3 separate regions of the Homo sapiens genome follow, and regions 1 and 2 are each linked to region 3. A link is a loop called in an ENCODE intact Hi-C map of the cell type or tissue named here. Cell type or tissue: endothelial cell of umbilical vein. All regions are shown on one strand. Each heading gives the region's core, and the rest is flanking DNA. Links, peaks and the distances in the headings are about the cores only.

Region 1 (5,198 bases), core at 643-4,642, 74 kb after region 3:
TTGAGTTTTTAAAAGCACAGGCAGATTTTAATATTTCGGCAATTATCTTCTTTTTTAGTTCAACAAGTACTTATGCATTTATTTTTAATAACATATTTCTCTACTACAAAAATAAGCCATGCTTTAATTAAGAAAATTTGGAAACCACCAAAACGCACATATGCAGAAAATCACCCAGGGATAATGAGATAATGGGGCACATTCTTCTAGTTACAAATATAGATGTGTTTGAAACACAAATAGGATTGTCTCCGCTGTACTTTGTATCCTGTGTTTTTTTAGATGTCTCTTCATTTCATCTAACAAATAGTTATTGTAAGGTCAACTATGTGCTAGACTGAATTCTAGGCACTGGAGGTTACATCAGTGAACCAAGCAGATACACGTCCTCATTGCATTGAGCTTTTTTCTAGTGGGGTCAGACAGTAAGCAAGGAAGTATATATATTAACAGTGTGCCAAGTGGGGATAAGTGCTATGGGAAGAGTAAAAGCTGGAAGGGGTTGGGGTTGGTGGAGACGGGATGGCTGGTCATAGGAGGGCTGCAGTTTGGAGATTGTGTGCAGCACAGTCAGGGAAGGCTCTACAGAGATGGTGATATTTGAGCAAAGGCTGGGAGGAGCTCTATGGCTCCCTGTAGGGAGGGAGTTCCAGGCAGGGGGAAGGCACAGGCAAAAGCCCAGAGGAGAGGCAGGCCTGGCTTGTTCCAGAGCTGCAGGGGTCGGCAGGAGGGAGGAAGATGAGGTCAAAGAGGTCACAGGAGCCAGATGGCTTTGTAGCCTCGGCAAGTACCTGGCTTTAGTTCTGAGCAGAGGAGGGACGTGCTCTGGCTTGAGCTGGTGCATTGGGCACGGAGTGCAGCCTAGGGGGAAGCAGAAGAGCCGGGCCATGCTTTGATGGGCTCAGGAGGCTGCAACGTGGAAAGCCCTCAAGCAGACACCTCTGCCTCAGGCTCTAAATGTGGAGATGTTTTAGGAATACTGTGGCCAATTTAGTTCACTTGCATTTTTTAAAATGTATGCACAATAATGATATATGATTTTTAAATTGGTGTCTAATTAAGTCTATAATAACTCTTTCAATAAGTATGAAATAAAGATCCCTTGTGGTTAGGGAATATTATCTGATTTGGCACATTTCCCCTTAATGATACATCTTAAAATGTGGGGTACCTTAGATTGGATGAAACAAGAATTATGAATAGAGCTATGACTTTCCTATACAGAGTTTCCAGAAGGGAGGCAGAATGGACACCCTTCAAATATAAGCCAGGGTCAGAGGCAGCTAAACCTTAGAATGCTGTTTAGTGCCAGGACAAATCCCAAATCACTACCCTGGACGCTTGGTATGTGCAGGTCTTCCCAGCACACACACCAGCAGCTCTAGGAAGAGCTTTCTCGGAAGGGCCCTGGCTTGCCCTGACGATGCCTTACGGTTCCAGGATGCACAGAAAGCAAAATGGAGTTACTTTGGCCAATTAGCTCAGCAGCCACACATGGTCTGAAAATGACAAAACATTCACCTGAACCAGGACTCGAATGGGAAATCTGGGGCATGTGGTTGCCATGCCTAAGTAATGTCTGGACATTAAAGAGCAACTTTTGGGGCAAAACAGTGTTGGCTTTCCCTCCCATGATTCACATGCTACCCAGAAGCCTCTGGCTTCCTGGAATTCTATTTCATTTCATTTCATTTCATTTCATTTCATTTCATTTCATTTCATTTCATTTCATTTCATTTCATGTTTTTGAGACAGGGTCTGGCTCTGTTGCCCAGGCTGGAGTGCGGTGGCATGATCTTGGCTCACTGCAGCCTCAGCCTCCCAGGGTCAAGCCAGCCTCCCACCTCAGCCTCCCAAGTGGTTGGGACTACAGTCACACACTACCACAGCCAGCTGGTTTTTGTATTTTTTTTGTAGAGACGGGGTTTCGCCATGTTGCCCAGGCTGGTCTCAAACTCCTGAGCTCAAGCAATCTGCCCACCTCAGCCTCCCAAAGTGTTGGGATTATAGGCACTCCCGGCCTCTTCCTGGAATTTTAAATGCAACTCAGAATCACTTGGCAAAAATGTTGATGCACCACAATATTCACTAGTAAGCTCTTGTACATTCTCAATAGTAGATGAGTAAATTGGGCTGTTTACACACTATGATTTGAAGCCTGTATTATAAAGCTACAGATTCCCAGGTCCTGTATCTTAAGTAGACCTCTCTGGGTGGTCTGGGAGGCCCTGAGTTAAGAGTAAGGACACTAACTCTGTCTTGCATGCTTGGAGGGTGTTTGGGCCCCACGGGCAGAAGAGAGCACTCTCCTTGTCTCCCCTCCTCCGCTCTCTGTTCACGCAAGTGCTTGAAGCCTGGAGCCCCTCTCCTCACTCATGAACTCTGCAGGTTCAAGGCAAGACTGTGCTGTGTTTGGAGACATCCCTGTTTAACTCTGCATCTAGCCAGAAGTCCTGTAGGGAAAAACCAGATTTCCTAAGTGACATTCCTCGACTCGGTAGGGTGACCTTCACCTTCCTCCTCCCTTAGCAAGCCTGAAAGCTACAGTTCTCACCCGACAAAGGTAGACAGAGAGACGCGTGTGAAAAAGAGCTGTTGAGCTTTGATGAAACTGAACATCAAGTTTGTAGTCTACAAATGGGTATGTGGAGTTCTACTGTCACCTCCATGCTCTCTGGGTTTGAGCTTTTCCTTCCAGCTTGCTTTGCTCATATTTTCCACGTTAGTCCCTGGGCTCATTGATTTAAATTCCCTCCCTTCATACAGGCATGCATAGACTCCTGGCTCTGTGCGTCTGGGGTAATTAACACGATTAGTCACTAATCGTGCTTTCCAGGCACGGGGTCCTGCCATCGTGATCTTGTAGGGGAATGTCACTCTTGGGAGTTTTATGAAATCATCTATTTGGTTTTTCCTATTCTGGAGTTGTGAGTGGATATGATTTCTGAATCTACTTTTTCCTCTATTTGTCTCCAAGTAATGCGCTCATCTTTGCCTTGTGGTGGTAGATTTATTTCTAAGTATGTGATTAAGGAACAAATCACAAAATGAATGGTGCTTATGTTCCTGCCTGTAAGTGAAAAGTACCTTTGTTTTGCAGTGACTCATTTGAAAAGGAAAAGGGGTCATTTCTATTGCAACCCTTAAAACCTCCATTTCTCACAATGCTACTCTGATTATTTCAGATGTGTGAGTCATTGGCTCAGGTTATTTCATTTATGATTGTTTGCCTTAGCTACTTATTATTGAAATGCTTTGCAATCGAGAATCTGAAACTTAAAATGCTAGGTTACTTTGTGATTTCTGCAAAGTAGCAACTCCCTGGATTGGAGTGTGGCAATAATGCAGCAAGGCCACTTCCTCTTCCTGTGTAATAATAAATGTATGCCTCGTGGTTATGTCTAAAAAACAGTTATTCTCATGTTTATGCTTTCATACGTACAGGACAGACCAAAAATATCAAATGTAGGCCATTTGCTGCAGTCAGGAGTCATGAGCTACTATTAACAAACTTTTTTTATGTGTATCCATTTATAGACAAAACATTAAAAGAGGACTCAAATTGTTTTGATACAGGAAAAGATTCTCTACTTCTTGTTCCAAAGGGCACTTGGTTTTAATGTCTCTGCTATATCTTGTTAATATTGTTCTTTTGTTTTGTTTAGTTTTTAAGTTAATCTTCTCCCAAAGAATGTCCTCTGGAAAACAGAGTGACCTAATTACCCAATAATGAAATCCATGTTTCTTATCCAAATGTTTAAGAAATTAATTTAGTCTTAGGGGTTTTGTTCAAGGAATCAGCATTATGTCAAATTCTAACCTGTAAGCCAGTCTCTAAACATGAATATAGAATTAATGACAGTATTGATTCTGGGATGTCAGTGTCTGTTTGATGCTAAAATGATTTTATATCTATCTATCTGTCTGCCTGTCTGTCTGTCTATCTATCCCTCCATCTATCTTTTTTTTTTTTTTTTTGAGACAGAGTCTCGCTCTGTCGCCCAGGCTGGAGTGCAGTGGCGGGATCTCGGCTCACTGCAAGCTCCGCCTCCCGGGTTCACGCCATTCTCCTGCCTCAGCCTCCCAAGTAGCTGGGACTACAGGCGCCCGCCACTACGCCCGGCTAATTTTTTGTATTTTTAGTAGAGACGGGGTTTCACCGTTTTAGCCGGGATGGTCTCGATCTCCTGACCTCGTGATCCGCCCGCCTCGGCCTCCCAAAGTGCTGGGATTACAGGCGTGAGCCACCGCGCCCGGCTCCATCTATCTTTTTAATGACCAATATCAAATATTTAGTTCTGAGCAGAGGAAGGATGCACTCTGATTGTGTGGTCTCAGATAATATAGCGCCCAGAAAACAGTTCCATTTTTCATGTATAAACATCAATGCACAAAAACAATTTTTACTAAAGATTCAAAGAGATTGCTATTTGAACTGAAAAAAATTCCATATAATCTTTTGGCAGTGCTACATTTCTAATTATTACCTGGAATGAATTTCTGTACCTCTAATGTACAATGCTTTGGCAGTTTGTGCATAGGTATTTATCATCATATCCAAAATCAAACAGCTCTTGCTGATGTATATGATTGGAGGGAGAGTTCTGTAAAGGCTTCTCATCATTTTAGTATCCGGTGCTAAATTAGCTAATTTCTTTTATGTTATGAAGATGTATTCTTATTTTTCCCCCTGTCACTTTCCAGTTAATCTTTATGAAGACTAAGATGCCTGTAGCCTGTTTGCTACACTGCCCTGAGTTGTATGTAGGTCACAATTCTTGAGACAGAAATAGGATTCCATTTGGTGTTTATATCTTTGGCAGCTGCCTCATCATCTTGTATCAGATCCAGGCCCTTGGGGATGGAGTCTTCCTCAACACAGATGGCACTCAGCATTGGAGTTCCCATCCACAGTTGCTCAGAAATATGGAGGAGCCATTTTCAAGTCATCTGAGCTCGGACTAAGAATTTGCCATACTGTGCACAGTGCTTCCTTCAGCTGTGAAGCCGTGCCAGTCTGTGGGTCAACTGGGATGTCCCATTAGTCTCACCTCCTTCAGGAGGTTAACATTCACAGTCATGGGCAGGGTCTGCTTATTGCCTTGTCTTTACCACAAGGACTACAGATGCTCTATGCTTTTTCTAAGCAGCATTTTGAAGGTGTCTCAGTAGCCCTGACCTCATTGTTTAGGGTTGGG
Region 2 (5,198 bases), core at 643-4,642, 210 kb after region 3:
TCTCTTTCAGCCACATCTCAGCTGCTATCTTATAAGCCTTGGGGCAGGGGATTCTCACCCTGCACATGCCCAGCGCAACCCTTGCCTACAGCCCTTGGAACCTCCACTAGGACTTCTGGTCCTCCTGAACGGACCAGAACGGCATCCTCTTCTCCAGTGTCTTGCCCTGGAGATCCAGCCACTTCAGCTTTCTCGCACTCTGACCTCTGTTTTCTCTATAGCTGAATGACTATGGTCTGCTCAGACTCCAGCTCTGTGCAATGGTTGGGGAACTTTCCCCAAGAAAAGAATTGGTTGGTTGTGGGGCTTACCTTGTGAGTTTCCCTTCCCTCAGGGATTACAGTCTTGCATTGCCTGTGGTGCACTACTGGAAACCATTTGCCTCCTGTACTTTGGCCAGTTTCATATACTCCCTTATATACAGGCTGAATGCTGGTCCAGTATCAGTTCTCCATCATTCCTGGGAGTAGAAGAGAAGCTTTGTCTCTATAATTAGAGGACATGTTACAACCCATGTTGCCATATGTTCCAGACATGGGTTGTTTGCTACCCACTCTACCAACAATAAACACTGAGTTAGCCGTGGGGTGTGACTACTCTGACCTAAAGCTGTTTCCAGTGTTTACTTTGAAGGAGGAGCCTCTGGAGACAGATTTAGCATCAGACTCAGCATGTTCATTTGCAGAGGAGAGAAAGGCTGGTGGGAAAGAGGCCCCAGGTATCTTTGGTCAAACTTTTGCCTGCCATCTTATTTTAGGACCAGTATCCGGATAAGAAAGGTATTTCTTGAATGATAGAAGACGTGCTCCTAAGGAAATATGCAATACTTTAGAAATTAGAGATAAATGCTTTATAATTTTACGTCTAGATAAGCACCCTGATATTGCAGGTCAAAAAATTAGATAAATATTGATAGAAAGCTGGCATCAAAGTACCTAATGAGGTCTTATTTATTATCTCAAAAATGGGAAAATTCAGTGTTAGTGTATCCTCTCTCACAAGTGGGGGATGGGGGTGGTTATTCAGTGCCTATGAAATTTTCTCTCTACTATAAATTCTCAAGGAAGAAAATGTTAGGGAAGCAACAATGTGACATCTAAAGCAATAATGTGATGGGTGTGACCACAGGTGTCTCTTGCCATCTGAACTCCTATGAAATTTCAAGGACCCATACTGGAAGTATGTGCAGATAACCCAGAGCCAGCTGAGGACCACATTTTCATTATTGCTGCTTCCCTCATTATTGGCTTTTATTATGAGCTAACATTGAAGTTCTATCTAGAACAATGTATATGCATGACATACTCACGACATCCAGTTATGATCCACTTTTTAGTGTACACACTTCATTTGATTGTCAAATAATTTAACTTTTGTATAGCATTGGTGTCATCATTTATGCTTATATCTGGCACTTGTTGCTACAAAGGTCCTTTGGGATCGCATGCTAAATGCAAAGATAGTAACATGGTACATAATTGCTACAATTTTGTTTTTAGAAAATCATTTACTGTATTTACTTAACCTAACATTTTAAATACCCCAATCCAGTATCAAAACAAGATTAAACCAGCAGTTGCATGATTTATTAAGCTAGTATTGCAGAAGAACTCTCCATGTAATCTGAAAAATCAAATGTAGTAGGAAAAAAAATAACTTAGGCAAACGTAAATGATAATGTTAAATAAAAGAATACAAAAAAGCTCTCCTTCCAACCTGCACCTGCATTTTAGGTGGACTTTAGAAGACTGTGGTGTTTCTGTAACTGTTAATAAGCATTCATAAGACCCCAGAACAGAGCTTCACAGCCAAGCAGAAATACATGATGCGTAACTCTAATGCTTTTGACAGAATTGGAGCAAAAGAAATAAATAATTTCACTCATTCTTAATTTGTACACAGACCATCTAGAAAGCTCCTAGTTTTGCTTTTAGTAGCATCTGTACACTCGGTTTTTTCAGACAAGACGTCAGCTAGGGTAAAATAAAATGTATTCCTACATGAGCAATTTTATTTGAGAATCTGCAGAAACAGGAATGATCTCTATGGCATTTTTAAATTGTAACATTAAGTGCTAATGTGTATGACTTCCAGACATCTGAAGCCATAAACTTCTTTGCAAGTTACATGCCGACACTTCATTTGGGCAGTAAATCAGCTGTCACAGTGACTTACTGCAATGACAGCAAAAGCTCCAGCACTCCAGACAGTGGGATTTTTATGCTGCCAGCAGAAAGGTCTTTTCATAGACACTCTTACAAGAAATCAAAATTCTATTCTATTAGTATCCAGCATTCGGCCAATTTTTGACCTTAAAAATTGGTAATGTCATATGATTCAACCTAATATTTGATACATATGAACTTTTAAAAGGTTGTTTTGGAATAAAAACATGAGTATCTCAGTTTTCTGTTCAGAGTAGATGGACTATCACTGTCAGATATCTAAGTGGTCAGCTGTTTTTCCTTAGGATTATATAACTGGTTAGATCAATTCAAACATAACCAACGGCTTCTTGGTGTTAGCCGGGATGTATGCACAGCCACCAAATTGTAAGAGAGAAAAAGCGAGCGGTGATGTCTCCCTCTACTGGTGGAAGGTAAAAGGGTCCTCAAATGAAAAGCCAGGAAGGCTGGGTAGCGGAGGGAAAAGGGTTCAAAGTAAAAAAGAGAGAGGTAGAAAGGAAGAAACAAAGAAGAAAAAGAGAAGACGGAAAAAGGAGAAGTGGGAGAGAAATCAATGGGGAAGAAGGATAGAGGGGAAGAGAGTTGGTGAGTCCAGAGAGCAAGAAAGTTAAGTAGAAAAGTCAACAAGAAATGGGCAAATAAGAATTAGAAGCAAAGGTTTAAAAAAAAAAAAAGGGAAGTGTAAGAATATTTGTCATGGCCATCTCCACAGTAACCCTGAAAATACTGGCCATTTTCCCCCATGACTTTCTCAAATGAGAATCACAGCCATGAAGGTTTATGAACCCATCGCCCTTGGAATTCTGGCAGAGTGGAAAATTAGGAAAAGCTCTTTTAAAAAAATCAGGTATCCCTGAGTCATTTGATATCTAAGTTTTTTCTAAGAAGCATATGTTCAAAACAGGCGACGTTTTGAGAGCGTTTAATGAGAATTGTAAATTCCAGTCAGTAGAGTCATTGCACTACCCTTGGTTGGAATCTGACAAAACTCTGCTCTGTCCACGCCAGTGCTCTCTTCTGAGCCAACAGGAGATTTAGATGGGTGACACCCTGCAGAACAGAGCCTGGTCCCCGTGTGCCCCAACTGAGATTTGCCTTCTAAATGGAAATCAGTTTGAATGTGGCAAAGTGTTTTCAAAGCTGTGAACTACACGCAGGACTTAGATACTTAGGTGCCTGATGCCAGTGCCCCTGCCCCCTGCTGTCATCCCAGCAGGAAAGCTGGGGAGGGCACAGAGAGTAGGTTCATTATTACTACAAAAGCAGTCCCTCTATCAGGGGAAACACCCATAGCTAGACTTAGATAGACAGTCATCTTTTAAGATGTTTAAACAAATCTGTGTAGAAGAGGTGCTTATCATCAGATAAGTCAGGGTTCCAAAGAGTCATTTGGAAAACATTTCTGAGTGACTTCTATATAGATTTTTTAAATTAAATGGCTTACGGGCTAGGCACGGTGGCTCAGACCTGTAATCCCAGCACTTTGGGAGGCCGAGGAAGGCAGATCACTTGAGGTCAGGAGTTTGAGACCAGCCTGGCCAACACAGTAAAACCCCCATCTCCACTAAAAAAAAAAAAAAAAAAAATACAAAAATTAGCCAGGCATGGTGGTGCGTGCCTGTAGTCCCAGCTACTCAGGAGGCTGAGGTAGGAGAATTGTTTGAACCCAGGAGGCAGAGGCTGCAGTGAGCCAAGATCGTGCCACTGCACTCCAGCCTGGGTGACAGAGTGAGACTCCATCTCAAAAAAAACAAAACAAAACAAAAATTAAATGGCTTAGGCTAAACTTCTTCTTTCACAAATATTATTTCACACCTTCTTCAAGTCCTTAAGCTTCACCCTTGACAAACTCAAGAGCATTTCCAACAAGGTCCTGGCCAGTGAGGCCCACACAGTGTTTGCTACAGTTCTTAACAAGTCGTAGGTACAGCATGGCAAAGCACCAGTAGGTATGTGCTGGAGTGGGCCAGGTTTGGAGTGGTCTGAACCATGCCATGGGAGACCTCCTTTAAGAAAAAACAAACAATATGCAGAGAACGAGGCCTTGGAAAGAGGCTGTGTAAGTAAAGGAGCCTGAAGCATCATTAGCTTCCCAGTAAAGCCACCTCTAGGGCTGTTATCTTTAAGTTAGCAAAGGGATGTTTGCAAATGGAAGTCTCCGAAGGTGCACCCAACTCTGCATCAACCCCAACAGGGAACACAGTCTCTCAGGAGCTTAACCGACCACTGCCGACAGCCACCTTATCCGAGAAGGTTCTCGTGGGTGTGCAGGAGCTCTTTGCAGGCTTAGGTGGCAGAGAGGTGATCAGGGGAGAGGAAAAGGGCCAGCAGCTGATGGAGTAGTGCAAAGTAGAAGAATGCACAAGAGAGGGGTGGTGGGGGGGGAAGACAGAGAGTGGAGGAGAGCCCACCTCTCCCCAGAGAGGAAAGTTGAAAGAAACAGAGGGTTGAGGCGAGCCCACCTCTTCCCACAGGGAAGGTGAAAGAGACAGAGAGGGTTGGAAGGAGAGGAGCCCGCCTCTGCCCTCAGGCTCCTACTGTGTGACCTTGACTGTCTCCTCCAGCTCCACCCTCGAACATATTTTTCTGTGAGTCTGTGAGAGTCAGTCAGAAGTACTTGGGCTGAACCCTAAAACAGAATTTGCCAATTAGTCTTCAGTAGAGAAGGCTTTCTTCAGGTCAACAGAGACAAGCAAATCTAATTTGCCATTTCCTTGTTCCTTAGAGCCAGGGGGTATTGTGTGGACAGAAAGCATTAGGATGAGTGAGGGCTCCAGAGGGGAAGCTTGAAAACAAGATGCCTTGGTCCAGCAAGGGCGCTGGCTTGCCAGCTGAGCTCTCTGAAGCGGCAGCTCCGCCCTGGGCTCATTCCCAGGCCCGGCCTGCTGGAGGCTGTGCGGAGTTACAGGAAATGGGAGTGCCGCTGCGGCTCAGCTGCCTCTGTCAGTAAGAATACGAAACGGTGATGTTCATAAAACATTCTTTGCAAAGCACAGTCCGTCCAAACCCTGG
Region 3 (5,198 bases), core at 396-4,395:
GTGACAGTGGAGTGTGAACAAGCTTTGCACACGTGTGGGCGGCCCTCGCTGGTGAATGCTGCCTGTAAACTGATAAGGGAAGAGTTGGGGTTTCCAGGGAGCTTGGAGCAGAGGTAGCTAGAGAGAGCCTCAGGGTGGGAGCCTCTAGAATGGGTAAGCTCAGTGAGCCTGGCAGGTGGTGGGGTGGCCTGTGCGCCCCAAGTGGGGTGCAGGGGTAGATGGGGGGACAGCTAATGAGCAAGGTGTCCACTTCATTCCTCTGGGTTGATCAGTCAACATCAAACTGTGATGTCCTTTAAAAAGTCATCTGGCCAGGCATGGTGGCTCACACCTGTAATCCCAGCACTGTAGGATGCCAAGACAGGAGGATCACTTGAGGCCAGGAGTTTGAGACCAGCCTGGGCAACATAGCAAAAGCTCTGTCCCTGCTAAAAATTGAAAAATTAGGCCGGGCGTGGTGTCTCATGCCTGTAATCCCAGCACTTTGGGAGGCTGAGGTAGGAGGATCACTTGAGGTCAGGAGTTCGAGACCAACCTGGCCAACATAGTGAAACCCTGTCTCTACTAAAAATACAAAAAAAAAAAAAAAAAAATAGCCAGGTCTAGCTACTTGGGGGGCTGAGGCAGGAGAATCGCCTGAACCCGGGAGGCAGAAGTTGCAGTGAGCCGAGATTGCGCCACTGCACTCCAGCCTGGGCAACAGAGTGAGACTCCATCTTAAAACAAAAACAAAAACAAAAAACAAAACAAAACAAAATGTAAAAAATTAGCCAAGCATGGCGGTGTGCACCTGTACTCCCAGCTACTTGGGAGGCTGAGGTGGGAGGATTGCTTGAGCCCATGAAGTTGAGACTGCAGTGAGCTATGATCACACCACTGCACTCCAGCCTGGGCAACAGAGCCAGACTCACTCTCTCTCTGGAAAAAAAAAAAAAAAAAAAAAAAAAAAAAAGAGTCATTCCTATGTTGTGCATATCTTTCTGTGTCTGCTTCTCCAAAGAGTGCTGTTGATACCCACATAGGTATTCTTGAATTCCTATGACAAGGAGTTCTGAAGAAGCTCGCTGCCTGAGTAATAAAACAATAGACTCTCCATGTAGGAAAGGAATCATTTAGATGACCTCAAATCCAATTTCCCATATGCCATGCAGGAATTCTTCTGTAGGAAAGCTTCTCAGAAGTCTGGAATGTGTGTCATTTTAATCAAGAGTTGCAGTTCTTAGTTGTACCCTTAAGTTATATGGAGGCAGAAATAATGTGACTAACACTGGGCCCCGTGTGGAAACATCCCCCGTTTGCTTATGGCTGGGGATGGGTTAGAGACAGCAGGCGAGGAGGGTTTCCCTGAAGATGCAGGGGTGCAGGCCGATGTGGGCCTTCTTACACGGTCCTAGGCCCAGTTGTGTTTCTCCCTGCTAGCACGGGTTGGCAACAGGAGACACCCAGATCATCCCTTTATCTATTTTTTCCTGTATAGGACAATGCATAAAGCATGCATGTGCTCGAGAAGGCTTCCTTTTCCTGACTGGCAGCCACAGCAATTGGCATAGCAAGCAGCAAAGTAAGGCCTGGTTAAAATGCACATGCAATTCATAGCGGGGCCTCTGATGTCATTGCTGTGGACTTTTGTTTTTAGAACCTGAAAAACACACGTCCTCCAGGGGCCTGGGAAATTCCCAGGTGGCCACCACCGTAAACAGTATCTCATTGAGTTTGACTAAACTGTGGCAGGAGTTCACGCTTCTAACCACCACTGATACAAGGTGAGAAGGGGTCGGCATGGGGAAAGATGCCTTTGAAAGGCCATCTGTGGGCAAAGTCTCGTGCCCCTCTGTGAATGCATTTGATGTAAATTTTTGTTCCTCTTGGTTGAATAAATATTGTTACTAAAAATAGCTTTAAAAGGACATCAGGATACAGCTGGAGCAAGACAAAGGAAGCAGGGCAGATTGCTGTGGGTTTTGGAACTTTGCTTTCCTGAACGCATTGTACGTGTACAGTCCGTTACGGCCCAGCCCCATCACTCATGTCATTCCCAGAGGCAAAGGCATTTGGATTAGTGAAATGCAGCCTCCCTAGTCCTGCCCCTGAGTTCCTAGTTATCTCTGTAACAGCAGCTACACCTTGGGTTAGGGTCTTGAAGTTAGCAGCCTCCGCCCCACCCTGATAGACAGACATATTCTCCTTCTAGATAGGAAATAAAAAGCAGAGGATGCCTGTTGGAGAACAGAGCTGGGCAGCAGAGGGTGGGCAGGTGGCAATGTGGTGATACCCTCTCCACCCTGTGGGGGACGCCAGTTCCTGCACTTCCCATCCAGCCGCTGGGTGCACTGCCACAGTCACGGCTTGCAGAATGAAGGATTTATTAGTCATGGAAACTGGCCTCGGAGCACCGTGCCCCCACTAGAGGCACAGCGGTTCTGGGTCTTGAGATCCTCATACACTAAAGGTCTGCCACAAATTTAGGATCATCTTCATGCTTTGTAAAAAAATTTTTTAAACCCCTGTTGGGTCAGATCCTGGTCTATCATGCGACGGTGGCACCAGAGGGGGCTCTGCAGGGGGCATCAGACAACCTCATTTCCCTTAATACAACTCACTATAGATCTGTGAGTTCACATAGTTTCTGAGCTTATTTATAGTTTCAGCCTCTTCAGTGTCCTCTGTGTTGTCATGAATTTTCCACCATCGTGTAAAGTTAGCTCTTTTTCTTACTTACCCTGAATCTGCCTCCTTCAGTTCAAAGTGGTCTCCTTAGCTCTGGGGTTTCAGAGTTGACGGACATGCCTGTTCACCCTTTCTATTCTTTTCCAGTATATTTTCTAGTGAGATTCACTGTAGGTTTCCACAAGATGAACACTAACTGGAGCGATGAGTGCCTTGTGGATCCTTCAAGGATTTCAACAGCAAAGTTACCTCGAGCCATAAGCCTGCATTATGTTCTGACTTATAAGAAAAGCGATTTTTCTTTCTCTTTGTTGTCATGGGGCTGTCTTCCACCACATTAGGCAAAAAAAGTAGTGCAGTGCCTTGTTTTCAGAGCTTCTGCTGACAAATGAAGATTCCGAGGACTTTTGGGTTAGGCAAAGAAATGTGGTATTCTCTGGCTTCAGAGGATCTCTTTGAGAACCTCTTTGGAGGAGAATGCCTATCCCTGCTTTGCATTATAACTCTTAGAAACAAAAATTATTGTGTTTATAAATCTTCCCTTAGCTGTCTGCTCCTTAAATCGGCTCCTCACAAAGTGGGAAAAGAATCCAGGGTTCTCTGTTTGAAGTGCCCAGCCCAGTGCCCCCCAGCCCTGGAGGGCCTGGCGGGGGCCTCTTCCTGCCCTTCACTGCCTTTTTTCATGGCTGTCTCTGCAGACTCAGCTGAAGTTACCCATTAAGGGGGCTGGATGTTGTGTCGAACAGTACAGTGGTGGTTAATGCTGTTTAATTGTTTAACTGTGACCCTCACAGAATTACCAAGAATAAAATACTGCTGTTTCATTACCAATAAAATTTCCTAAAAGTGCATAAAGATAATTGTAGCTAGGAGTCAGTCTCTTTTCCAGAAAGATTCTTATGTCGGCTGAGTTCAAGTAGGTAGGTGCATGTTATATAGAAAGTTTATTACACGAGTTGTTGGCTATTCAGACATGCACGTGAGGCAGCTGGAAATGAGATCCTTCCATGGGAAATGCTTAGTTTGGAAAATGAAGACCTGAGAACATAAGAAAATAGAAATGTCACAGCCTGTTGTTTCTGTTGTCTCTTCGGTGTTTGGAACATGGCATAGAACAATTGAAATTGGTTTTTCAATAGAAACAATTGAATAGTCCAGATTCATTATTTTTTCCCCTCTTGCTATAAATGAAGATTTATGCAAAATAATCACATTCTCTTTTCCTGCCTATTCTAATGAGCTATTATTATTATTTTAAGACCTCCAGAGGTCTTAAAAGCACCCCAAAATGTGTAGCCCTGCCCCTATACATTTGTATATCCATAGCAGTGCTGTGCTCTCTATCACCCCCAACTCTTCACCAGAGGGGTTGACAGTGACTGAGCCTACAGGAAGAATCATCAGAAAGGAATGTAAGACAGCAGCTCCATCCAGTATTCCCACCTGAAGAAGGTCTTGCCAGGTTAAGATGGCTATTGTGGATAATATACTCTTAGATATAAAATAATTCTCAAGCTAAGCAGATGGTGCTGGCACTTCGTCCCAATGTCTCCCCGCTTTACCTTTCATTAGTCAGATCTGAAAATTAACACCAGCCGGCACAGTGGTTCACATCTGTAATCCCAGCACTTTGGGTGGCTGAGGCAGGCGGATGACCTGAGGTCAGGAGTTCGAGACCAGCCTGGCCAATGTGGTGAAACCCCATCTCTACAAAAAATACAAAAATTAGCCAGGCATTGTGGCTCATGCCTGCAGTCCCAGCTACTCAGGAGGCTGAGGCATGAGAATCACTTGAGTCCAGGAGGTGGAGGTTGCAGTGAGCTGAGATTGCATCACGGCACTCCAGCCTGGGTGACAGAGCAAGATTCTGTCTCAAAAAATAAAATAAAATAAAATAAATTAACACTAATGATGAAACTTTTAAAAGTTGTAGTAAGCAAAGGTAAAAACATAAGCTGTAATAGAAGTTCAGTCCATGTTTAAGTATTTAATCGTGACAACTACATGTATATGTTGAAAATCCTTCTTTAACCTTAGAGTTCTGAAGTTTCTAGAGGTTGGATGGAATTGCTTCCTGCTCTTGAGAAGACTACAACCTGAAATATTCCGTTTGCATGTATATTTTAATACACATACTTTGATAACCTTGTTCTTAAATATATATGCTGAATAGTATCTTTCATCTTAGGACTTTGAAATAATTCATTTATTTGCCTTTTCTCCTCTGACTAAAAAGAGTTATAGTTCATAGTTTCCTCATTCATTCAGACCAGGACTTATTAAATTAGATAATTCCTGATTAGATATTCTATTTCTTAGCTGTGTACATAGTAGGTATTCAGTAAATATTATTGACTTATTTAATGGTTACTTGTGCTCTTCAAATTACACCTGTATATTATGAAGTAGATTTTAGGGTGAATGTATGGGAAGCTATCATTGGTCCAGATTAACTGCTTTTCCCTCTTGTAAATGAATCTATGAAAATTAATCACTTTCTCTTTTCCTGCCTATTCTAATGATCTATTATT

Evidence for each region. A loop is a pair of places that touch in the nucleus more often than their neighbours do. Peaks named below come from ENCODE experiments on the same cell type or tissue, not always from the same donor. Only the 100,000 strongest peaks of a DNase experiment are listed, where the experiment ranks them.
Region 1: a loop joins it to region 3, with 8 times the contacts of the local background. A loop is called at or near these places in 7 of 110 quality-filtered maps.
Region 2: it touches region 3 in a loop (3.0-fold over the local background); 5 of 110 quality-filtered maps call a loop at or near these places.

Annotation. Positions count from the first base shown.
Region 1 is chr6:157,532,859-157,538,056 of GRCh38, forward strand. The region is part of intron 1 of ZDHHC14 (zDHHC palmitoyltransferase 14); the gene reads left to right. Among named protein-coding and RNA genes, the nearest start is that of MIR3692, 6.3 kb to the left of the region's middle. RefSeq lists enhancers at 268-768, 769-1,269. In endothelial cell of umbilical vein, for the core only: no CTCF peak of the experiment used is centred there; a DNase peak (open chromatin) is centred at 3,023; H3K27ac peaks cover 2,255 bases.
Region 2 is chr6:157,664,771-157,669,968 of GRCh38, forward strand. All of the region lies in intron 8 of ZDHHC14 (zDHHC palmitoyltransferase 14), which reads left to right. Among named protein-coding and RNA genes, the nearest start is that of MIR3692, 140 kb to the left of the region's middle. RefSeq lists an enhancer at 4,597-5,198. In endothelial cell of umbilical vein, for the core only: a CTCF peak has its summit at 2,595 (motif pointing left); a DNase peak (open chromatin) is centred at 2,571.
Region 3 is chr6:157,459,484-157,464,681 of GRCh38, forward strand. The region is part of intron 1 of ZDHHC14 (zDHHC palmitoyltransferase 14); the gene reads left to right. Among named protein-coding and RNA genes, the nearest start is that of MIR3692, 67 kb to the right of the region's middle. RefSeq lists enhancers at 2,169-2,228, 4,863-5,198. In endothelial cell of umbilical vein, for the core only: a CTCF peak has its summit at 2,336; DNase peaks (open chromatin) are centred at 1,208, 1,778, 1,968 and 2,238; H3K27ac peaks cover 1,922 bases.